Regions from separate parts of the Homo sapiens genome. Here region 2 is linked to region 1. A link is a contact called in ENCODE Hi-C or POLR2A ChIA-PET data. All regions are on one chromosome and are shown on one strand. Each heading gives the region's core, a stretch centred on a gene start or an enhancer-like site at or near the end of the contact. The rest is flanking DNA. Distances are from core to core; before and after follow the strand shown. Region 1 has its middle 18 kb from the start of GTF2F2. Region 2 overlaps GTF2F2 (general transcription factor IIF subunit 2).

The links. A loop is a pair of places that touch in the nucleus more often than their neighbours do. ChIA-PET counts read pairs that join two places held with the same protein, here RNA polymerase II (POLR2A). Pooled maps may share reads with other maps.
Region 2: a loop to region 1 is called in a pooled map, with 2.8 times the contacts of the local background. The contact joins two enhancer-like sites. A Hi-C loop is called at or near these places in 3 of 168 maps with a recorded cell type or tissue (endothelial cell of umbilical vein, heart left ventricle and thyroid gland) and 7 of 50 pooled maps. POLR2A ChIA-PET finds 5 or more read pairs at or near these places in 6 of 52 experiments (IMR-90, PC-3, PC-9 and 3 more).

Annotation. Positions count from the first base shown.
Region 1 is chr13:45,099,614-45,105,063 of GRCh38, reverse strand. No RefSeq gene overlaps it. Among named protein-coding and RNA genes, the nearest start is that of GTF2F2, 18 kb to the left of the region's middle. Within about 2 kb of position 2,728, at least 2 of the 41 ENCODE cell types and tissues checked have a DNase peak (open chromatin) inside an H3K27ac peak, as active enhancers do.
Region 2 is chr13:45,278,815-45,284,264 of GRCh38, reverse strand. GTF2F2 (general transcription factor IIF subunit 2) reads right to left here. Exons shown (of 8, transcript NM_004128.3): 8 at 1-823. The coding sequence ends at 704. Among named protein-coding and RNA genes, the nearest start is that of SNORA31B, 55 kb to the left of the region's middle. Within about 2 kb of position 2,449, at least 3 of the 41 ENCODE cell types and tissues checked have a DNase peak (open chromatin) inside an H3K27ac peak, as active enhancers do.

The DNA.
Region 1 (5,450 bases), core at 1,479-3,978:
CGCCACCACACCTGGCTAATTTTTTGTATTTTTAGTAGAGACGGGGTTTCACTGTGTTAGCCAGGATGGTTTTGATCTCCTGACCTCGTGATCCACCCGCCGTGGCCTCCCAAAGTGCTGGGATTACAGGCGTGAGCCGCTGCGCCCGGCCAGAATCTGCATTTTAAAAATATCCCCAGGTGATTGCTGTGCATGTGAAAGTCTGAGAAGCCTAGTTTAGAATTCTGGCTCCCCCAATTTCCTGTGAAACTATAGGTGCATCATTCATCGTTGTGACTGCAGATTTCCCATCTGTAAAATGGGAAAGAGTGATGCTTCACTCATGTACACATTCGATAATTACTGATTGAATATTCATTGCTCTGGGGATAGAACAGCGAACAAGACAAATAGTTTTTCAGTCCTCTTCTAGCTCTAAAGTTTCACAGCTCTTTAATCTGATTCCTTGATATAATTATTTTTCCCTAGGCTTTCACTCCCTGCCCCACCTCCCGATCTCATGAGAGTACTTACAGCATCACGCAATTTTGCATAAGAAGACAGGTGCCAGAGAAAATGGGAGAAAACAACTCCCTCAAGATGGGAAACCCACTTAAAATTGGAGTAAGAGAATGAACACATACATTAAACGCCCACTGCTGCTGCCAGCTTGCTACAAATTCCCTCCATAAGGAGTCTAAGATTCCCTGACTTGACTTTCAAAATTGCTCCACAAATCATGGGAGATTTCACAGTATTTTACAAACAGCATGATTCTGACAGCATGTCAGGCATCTACTGTTGTGTCTTTCTAGTATCTCTAAAAACAAACCCATAGGGCATGCTAGAAAAAGTGGCAGAGGAGGTTCAGCTGTAATTATAAAGCCCAAACTTGCTGATATTTGCCACCAGCCAAGGGGCTTGAAACCTTTTTAAATTCCATTAATAGGCTATTAGGCAGAACAAAACAAAATGGGGAGGAGAATAAAAAGAAAATGGCCATCCTGGCCAACATGGTGAAACCCCGTCTCTACTAAAAATACAAAAATTAGCTGGGTGTGGTGGCGCACGCCTGTAGTCCCAGCTACTCAGGAGGCTGAGGCAGAAGAATCACATGAATCCAGGAGGCAGAGGTTGCAGGGAGCTGAGATTGCACCACTGCACTCCAGCCTGAGTGACAGAGCTAGACTCCGTCTCAAAAAAAAAAAAAAAAAAAAAGGAAAGCAAAAAGAAAGAACTGCAATACCATCAGGACTAAACTCCATTACTATTCAGTGGCACCAGGTACCTTGGGCCTTTGGTCTAGTGCCTTCATTTAGCAGCAACAGCTCTTTACAGCTCATTTAGAGCTGTAAAGGAAAAGCCACAGCTGTCATTTTAAAATGGCACTCTTTTCCCTTCAGAGGTTAGATTTTCAAAGTGACTCTTTTCAAAAGCTTAAGGAAAAATTGATTTGTAAGACAAGACACTAGATTTTACAAAATTGCTCCTTTACTGGCCCTTGAAAATAGTGTGACTCTTCTTTATGCATAGGAGAAACAGGGCGCTATTCTGCCAGTAGCATCTCTAGTCTTCTATATTTGCAGAAACGGGTTGAAACAACATGGTTCAGATTATTTGTTGGTAAAGAAATTTTGTTAATTAATTATACCACTGTTTATCTGTACTTTTAAGTCTTAATGAGTGCCCAACACATATTAATATCAAAAACATATCAATAAATATTTGTTAAATTAATAAATAAAATAGTGTTCTGAAAGGCGACAGAAAATATAATTTAGACCCGCAACTGTCAAGGACTCAGCAGTTAGTTATATGACCGGTCACCACCTACCACCTGCTTCTTCAGCAAGCCTGTTTTAATGAAAAAGAAAAAAAGAAAAGCCATTGATTTATATCCTTTAGTTCCAGTTTGACCCCAGGACTGCTCAGTATTATGGTTTTTCAGGAGGCAAGCTCATTAAAAAGCAATGCAGGGTGAGGCAAACACATCACAGTCAAATGGCTATGTGACTGCAAAATCCTCCTGAACCAAACATTCACCTAATGAGCTCGGTTTGTGAGTTTTGAATTATAATGAATAACAGGCAGCGTCTGAAGCCCTAAAAAGCGTGTGTGTGTGTGTGTGTGTGTGTGTGTGTGTGTGTGTATGTAAGCAATGGCTTCTGAAGCACACTTTACAAAAGTATGTGCTTTAAAGAAGCCAGCTGAAGGTTTTATGTTCACTGCATGCTCATTAGTAACTGGTCTCATTTCTGCTGTGTTTACTTCTTCTTCTTCTTTTTTTTTTTAAAGAAATCATAAGGATACAATTAAAATCCCAGTGACTGGTGGTTTCTGCTAGAGAGATAAACAGTACCTGACCCCATGTGATCTGTTGCATGAATAGATCAGGATTTCATCTTCAGGCAACTTGATTTTGGATGGTTGCTAAGGAGACTATTGGTATCTCTGTGTCCTAGGTGCCCCATTGCTTGGAGAGAATTACAGCAGATTTTGCCTGTTATTTACCCAGAGAGAAAATCTGAAAACTCATTAAGACAGTGAACACTTTAAGATTTTGCTGGTCTTTTTAATGTTTTGAGTGTTTCTGGCTTTGGAGTGTAACTGGTGAACATGTTGGCATCTAAATGCGTATGCTTTCAGAAATGACAATGCAGCTTTGTTATAGAAAAGAGGCGTAAGTAGTCAGCGTCTGGGTATCAAATTCTGTGACCCAGCTCGTGGCACAGGCCTGTATTTGTTTCTTTGTTTTCTTTTGTCAGAGTCAGGAGATCAGGATTAAATCCCAGCTTTTTTTTGTTTTTCTTTTCTTTTCTTTCTTTTTTTTTTTTGAGACAGAGTCTCACTCTGTTGCCCAGGCTGGAATGCAGTGGGGCATTCTCAGCTCACCGCAACCTCCGCCTCCTGGGTTCAAGCAATTCTCTTGCCTCAGCCTCCTGAGTAGCTGGGATTATAGGCATGCACCACCACACGCAGCTGATTTTTGTATTTTTGGTAGAGATGGGATTTCACCATGTTGGCTGGACTGGTCTTGAACTCCTGGCCTCAAGTGATCCACCCACCTCAGCCTACCAAAGAGCTGAGATTACAGGCGCGAGCCACCGCACAGGGCCCCAGCTTTTTTTCTAATAAGCTATATGGCCCTGGGCAAATATCCTCTTGACACTCAGTTTTCTTATCCTAAAAGCAGAAAAATAGTTAATGCCTGACAGTGTTGTTTGTGAGGATTAAAGATGATAGTGAGAACATGTCAAAAGCTACTCATAAATTACAAACAGCTGTCAGTTACTGTCCTAAGTGTGGTTCCCCTAGGGCACAGACTTTCAGGAAGTTACCCTCCAACATGTATATTAAGGAGTCCTAGGATCAGTGATCCTGGAAGGAAAAAGAAGGAAGCAGGATAAGTAGAGGGAGAAATCGAAAGGTGAATAAATGCAGGCCCAACAACAGACTCAGCTAGCCCTACTGGTGAGCTCTGATGTTAGAATGGCCCTTCAGGATTGTCTTGAATAGAACAAACCTTTTTTTCTCCCTGCAACCCTACCCCCATTCGTATGTTGAAGCCCTAATCCCCAGTGTAATGGTATTTGAAGATGGGGTCTTTGGGAGGTAATTAGCTTTAGATGAGGTCGTGACGGTGGAACCTCCATGATGGGATTAGTGTCCTTATAGAAGAGCAAGAGACGAGAGCGCTCTGTCTCCACCATGTGAAGTCACAGTGAGGAGGCAGCTGTCCGCACACCAGGAAGAGAGCCTTCACCAGGACCCCAACCATCCTGGCACCCTAATCTTGGACTTGCAATTTGTTAAAAACCTGTTGCCAAGCCAGTGCACACCTGTGCAGATTATCTCCAACACCTGCCCTGCCAGCTTAACTTTGTCTCTTCCCTTGCTTTATGGAGGTAGAAACTATTTTCCAGAAAAATCAAAAGGGGAGAGGCTCTGAATCAGAGGCTACAGGGCTCTTCAGAGGGCAGGAGTAAAGATCCAGACTGAAAGGGAGGAGTCTGCATGTGGAGCAGTGGCACGCTAGAGAGATTGCCCAGCTCCTCGCATGCCAGCAGCCACGTATAACATCCAGGCAGGAGCCCCAAGGTCCCCTTCCCGAAAAAAGGGGACATCCCCAGGGAACAGACTTCCTAATACTGGTTATCACTGTCATTTTTATAAGTCTTAAGAGTTGATGAAAAAGAAAAGTTGTCATTTTAGTGAAACAACTTGACTAAGATTTTAGCAAACCAAATCAGGCCCCAGTTGCAAAATAGGCTGTTTAGGATATGCTGAAGAGAAGGCGTTCAGGACAAATACTCTGAAGAAAAAAGACTAGAGTTGAAGAAATTACACCCTTTCTGTTTGGTCTGGGCCAATCATTGTAAATTTCCTGATGTAACAGCCTATAATAAGGGACCTAACTGATTGGGTGATAGATTAGAGAATCACCCTGCAAGGGCCCCTCAGGCACTCTGTCCTCAGTCCTGAGATGTCAATGGTCAACCTGAATCCACAACCTTGGCCTGTCTAATAATAAACACTCCTTCTCTGGGTTAAATAATTAAAACTGTATCCTTAGGAAGAAATAAAAACTAAAATTACACTGTAGATATGGAGAAGGATAAATAAATGTAGATGAAGGCCAGGCACAGTGGCTCACACCTGTAATCCCAGCACTTTGGGAGGCCAAGGTGGGCAGATCACTTGAGCCCAGGCATTCAAGACCAGCCTAGGCAACATGGAAAAACCCCATCTCTACAAAAAATATAGAAAATTAGCTGGGCATGGTGGCACGAGCCTGTAGTCCAGCTACTCTGGAGGCTGAGATGGGAGAATCACCTGAGCCTGGGAAGTTGAGGCTGCAGTGAGCTGTGATCAAGCCATTGCACTCCAGCCGAGGTGACAAAAATAAAATAATTAAATAAAATAAAAACATAGATAAATAAACATAGATATAATTTTAAAAATAATTAAATCAGGCTGTGCATAGTGTCTCACCCCTGTAATCCCAGCACTTTGGGAGGCCAAGGGGGGGTGGATCACCTGAGGTCAGGAGTTCGAGACCAGCCTGACCAATATGGTGAAACCCTGTCTCTACTAAAAATACAAAAATTAGCTGGGTGTGGTGGTGTGCACCTGTAATCCCAGCTACTCGGGAGGCTGAGACAGGAGAATTGCTTGAACCTGGGAGGTGGAGGTTACAGTGAGCTGAGATGGTGCCACTGTACTCCAGCCTGGGCAACAGAGCAATCTTGGCTCATTACAACCTCTGCCTCCTGGTTTCAAGCGATTCTCCTGCCTCAGCCTCCCAACTAGCTAGGATTACAGGCGCCTGCCATCATGCCTGGTTAGTTTTGTATTTTTGGTATAGACGGGGTTTCACCATGTTGGCCAGGCTGGTCTCAAACTCCTGACCTCAGGTGATCCATCCGCCTTGGCCTCCCAGAGTTCTGGGATTACAGGCATGAGTCACCATG
Region 2 (5,450 bases), core at 1,200-3,699, 180 kb before region 1:
TATAATCTGACTGGGGGAGACATATCTTCAAATTTTGGAAAGATATTTAATTTCTAATTATCTTAAAAGCAAATAAAAGAAACATCAACTGACCATGATCCTGCACATTTCTCATCTCAGCATCACTACGGTAAAATAAGCCAATGATGAACACTGCCATTTCACTACAAACTCTCTCCTTTTATTAACGTTGAGTATGAACACGAAACGTGATCACCTGTTTAAAAGAAAAACACCGCTTTGTTCTTTGACAATTTCAAAATAAGGAACTTTGGGTTTTTATTCCTTTTAAGAGTTTCTGTAGTTGACTGTTTTTTTCTTGCTATACAATTCTCCTTGGATCTGTATTACCTCAGCTCCTTAGATACGGCAAGGGTAGAGAGTCCTCACTTAAAAAAATTTCCTAATTGTACACATTAAAAGCTAATATTTAAGAAAAACCCTCTTAATCCTCCAACCCCTATTCCTACTGTGAATAATCTGGTTTAATACAAGTTAAGTCTATAAATAAATCTGTTCTTTCTCCTCAAAAAAACAGTTAAGAAACTTTACAAGAATTACAGGTTTAAAAAATTTACCGAGAGAAATCAAAGTACTGTCACTTAACCCCTATTAACATACGGTGTTCAAGCCTTCCAGTATCAGCGCCTTTTGCATAGCATCGCTGCTAGTCGTTTCACTAGCATGCTGGCTAGGAGTCTTCTTAGTCACTCTTTTCTTCTCCTTGATAGTGTCTGTACTCTGGCTTCAGCTCCCATGTGTTTTTGTGGATCCCTTTTACATTCTGAACACCAATTTCTTTTAAGATTTCCTTCAGGTACACCTAAAACAAAAACAAAACCCCTAACAAATGAGATTATAAATGCAGGGGACAAAACTTAAAATAAGATGATATGCCAAAGCACATATGCAAGCCATAAAAATTATGATCCTAAAAGCTCAGCAAGATTTCTCTATAAGGAGGTTCAATAAACTGCCTTTTGATTCTACATGTGCGACATGGTAACTGCACTAAATATATGATCATGTGCATTAAAGGAGTTGAAAGTCCTGAATGCCAACAACTTAAAAGCTAAAACAAACAAACAAAAAAAACACAAAAAACACTACATGAAATACACGAAAAAATTACTGGTCCTCACTCAGTGTGACACGGTACACCAAGGGTAATCTGCCCTTGAGTTCAGTGGCCTCATGGGACTCAGTTCACAGATTGAAACCAGTAGTTTCAGGAGCAGTAGCATATAAAAAAAATGAGCAACATTTTTGAGAATATTCTATCAAGCAGGCATATGACAGGTATTCAGAATTCTCAGTTCTAAGGTGAGTTCTCAAATTTGTTTTTAGGCCACCCACTTATTTTTTCCTATGTGAGAAGGAGAGTTGTTATTTGTATTTACTACTATTTGTACTTTAGCCAAGCTTGCCAACACAGATAAGGGAGTAAGAAGTGATAATAAGGCCGGGCTTGGTGGCTCACGCCTGTAATCCCAACACTTTGGGAGGCTGAAGTGGGCAGATCACCTAAGGTCAGGAGTTCGAGACCAGCCTGGCCAACATGGTGAAACCCCGTCTCTACTAAAAATACAAAAATTAGCCAGGCATGGTGGTGGGAACCTGTAATCCCAGCTACTAGAGAGACTGAGGCAGGAGAATCACTTGAACCCAGGAGGCAGAGGTTGCAGTGAGCTGAGACTGTGCCATTGCACTCTAGCCTGGGCAACAACAGTGAAACTCTGTCTCAAAAAACAAATAAATAAATAAAGTGATAAGAAGACATCCCCTAAAACTATCAGGGATGCAGCCTTGTGTTTGGCTTCTCCAAAGAAAAGAGTCATATTATGGTGTTTTAGGTCCCTAAAAATTCAATAAACATTTACTAAATGATTACTATGGTCATGGAAATGATGGCTATGTTAAGTGTAATATGAAACTAGACCTTTGCTTGCCAATGCTGAAGGCCAAAAAGCATTCCACAATAAGCTGACCAATATAAATTACAGAATTTCCTTCTTGGAGAAGAAAGGAAAGATAATAATATTAATTATTATTATCATTATTATTTTGAGATGGAGTTTTGCTCTTGTTGCCCAAGCTGGAGTGCAGTGGCATGATCTCGGCTCTCTGCAACCTCCGCCTCCCAGGTTCAAGCGATTCTCCTGCCTCCTCCCAAGTAGCTGGGATTACAGGCGCATGCCACCACGCCCAGCTAAATTTTTTGTATTTTTAGTAGAGATGGGGTTTCACCATGTTGGCCAGGCTGGTCTCGAACTCCTGTCCTCAGGTGATCCACCCACTTCGGCCTCCCAAAGTGCTGGGATTACAGGCCTGAGCCACTGCACCCAGCCAAGATAATTATTTAAAAGCGACTCTTTTGTTGTTGTTGCAGAACAAAGCAATCCAACAATAATTTGTGTGCGTGTGCTTCAAAGAACTAGTTACGGTATGATGATGACTCATCCCATTGATGGAAGATGTAATTTTTCTTATTGATTGAAGTGAGGCATTAATAAGAAAAATGGCTGAGAAGCTCTTGTCTGTATATTTAAGGTAGTGCTTTTCTCTAGCATGGTGCTAGACCACCTGCATCAGAACCCTGTGGGGAGCTTGTTAAATGAGACACAGCTTGGGCCTACTGAATCAAAGTCTCTTGGGCTAGGCCCAGGAATCTGCATTTTAACAAGTGCCTAGGCGACTCATGTAACTATATACTAAAGTTCCACCACATCTGGCTTAAGGTTCTTCCAGTTCTGATACTCTAGGATCTTTGAGTCCTTAGTGTGTTGCTTCGTTCTCTGAGCCTCATGTTTGCTGTAGAGTACGTGTTACCAACATAATCTAATGCCACTTTACACTGACTGATATAATGCTCTAGAGTTCATAAAGTCCTTTTAGTTAGGGGTAGGTTGTCACCTAGAAACATAATAGCTGATTAGTACTGGAAGTATACAGAGGTTCCTTCAGGATGGCTCAGCTCTCTCGTGGGCAGCCTTCCCATGCCAGCAGCCAAGCCCCAGCAGATGGCAGCAATGAACCAAATGAGCCCTGGGTTCCCCCGAGGCTTGCCTACCTCCCACACCTTATACAGTTGGCTTCACTAGCAGACCCGTGTGAATGAGTAAGCATAAAGGCTTGAGATATCTAGGTAATATAAAATGCAAGTCTGCCACCTGCTATTTCAAATTACATTTAAAAAACAGGACACTGTTCATAAACTACTTTCTAATTGAACAGGATTCATAAATGGAAAATGATTGGTTAGGCACAAATGATTCTCTGTTTAGGTGCCAAGAATGACATCTTTGTAAAATTCCAAAGAATGGTTTATTATGAGACTGGCTAAGACGATGTTGCACAAACAACCATACAATTGTGGATGCACTGCAATGGGTCAAAAATGAAAAGAACAATTGCCAGGAGCATTTTAGTAGCTCCATAGAAAAGAAGCTCTCCTGACTTCAAGTCTAGTGTGCCCATTTATAATCTAGGCCCAGAAAATGAAAATCCTAAAAAGGGTTAAACAAAAAATATTAATAAAGTCTGAAGTGTACAAATTCAGTTGTTTTCATGTCCACCCTCATTTTGGCAATCTAGTAGAACATATGGAATTCTTTTTATAAACGAAGGTGTCATTCTTTTTTCCTTGTAACAATAAGAATGGAATGAGATGACCATAGTCAGTCAATTTCTCAAGCAACAAAATGCAATCAGGGTCACAATGTACTGTGATCAGGGGGTAGGGGACACAAACTTCCTGATTTTTAGGATGTTCTAAACTGCAACCTAAGACCATTTTACTCTAATCAAATAAATTAGCTTGGCAGGGAAGTAGGTATAAAACATTAGCAGAGAAAGTAGTAGTGACGATAGGGAAAAACAAGGTCTCTGAAGGGAAAATCTCTAAAGGGAAGACATGGACAGAGAACAGAAAGAGCACATGTCCTTCCTCTGTCTAAAATATTCTAATGACTTCCCCGTTTGGGCTACACATTAAATTCCAAACGCCTTTGTAGGCATCCACTCAGGTCTGCCTTCTCCCTTTAGCCTCATCTTCCAACACTCCCCCTCACGCATGCTTCCCATTTCTGCATCTGCGTGCTTCTGGGTTTTTCCCATATGTTGTTTCCCTTCCTTGTAACGTTTATCTCCTTTCCTCAAATCTGGACCCCTCATTCTTTAAGACTAGGCTCAAATGTTACTTTCTCAGAGAAACTTTCTCTAACAGCCTTACCTTAGATTTACATTTCACACCGCACAACCTTCGATGGTAGCTCTTATTATATTATAATCCTTTATTTATATGCCTTGCTCTCCTCTTAAATCACATGCTCCTTTTTTGGGGGGGGCGGGGGGACGGTGGGAACAGAGTTTCACTCTCGTTGCCCAGGCTGGAGTGCAATGGCATGATCTTGGCTCACTGCAACTTTTGCCTACTGGGTTCAAGTGATTCGCCTGCCTCAGCCTCCCGAGTAGCTGGGATTACAGGCATGTGACACCACGCCTGGCTAATTTTGTATTTTTAGGAGAGACGGAGTTTCTCCATGTTGGCCAGGCTGGTCTTGAACTGCTGACCTCGTGATCCACCCGCCTCGGCCTCCCAAAGCGCTAGGATTACAGGCATGAGCCACCGCGCCCGGCCACATGCTCCTGTTATAGTGCCTGCGTGCACATCACAGAGACTCAGTGTACTTATGCAAAGTGAATAAGGCGTGCTTAAGACTAACAAGGCAGCTAAGAGGACTGCTGGGTGGTGGTGGGGATATCACTAAGAAGGTCCATAAAAATAGACCATTCAAATTCTAGTTCAGTTTTAGAACTCAAGCAGTGATCTAGTTTGAGAAACAAAGTTTACTGACTAAACTGTACTACGTGAATTTGAATGTCACTTATTACTAAAATCTGCATTTTAGTGCTAAAATATTGTTGGTGACAGAGCCAACTGAAGAAGAGGTTTTAAAGGTTCTACCAGGATTGAAAATTACTTGGTAATCTTATTTCTCTTTTTAACATTCATATATTCACTCAAACATTTATTCCAGCACCTACAATGTGCCAGGTGGAATGGTAGACACTCAGTCTTCCTCTCAGAGTTCACAGTTTAAGATTAGTGCAGAGGATGGGGGCAAAGAAAAAGGCATATTACGCCGGGTGTGATGGCTCACGCCTGTAATCCCAGCACTTTGGGAGGCTGAGGCGGGTGGATCACCTGAGGTCAGGAATTCAAGACCAGCCGGCCAACATGGAGAAACCTCGTCTCTACCAAAATTACAAAAATTAGCTGGGCGTGGTGGCAGGCCCCTGTAGTCCCAGCTATTCAGGAGGCTGAGGCAGGATAATCACTTAAACCCAGGAGGTGGAGGTTGTAGTGAGCTGAGATCGCACCACTGTACTCCAGCATGGGCAACAGAGCAAGATTCCACCTCAAAAAAAAAAAAAAAAAAAAAAAAAGA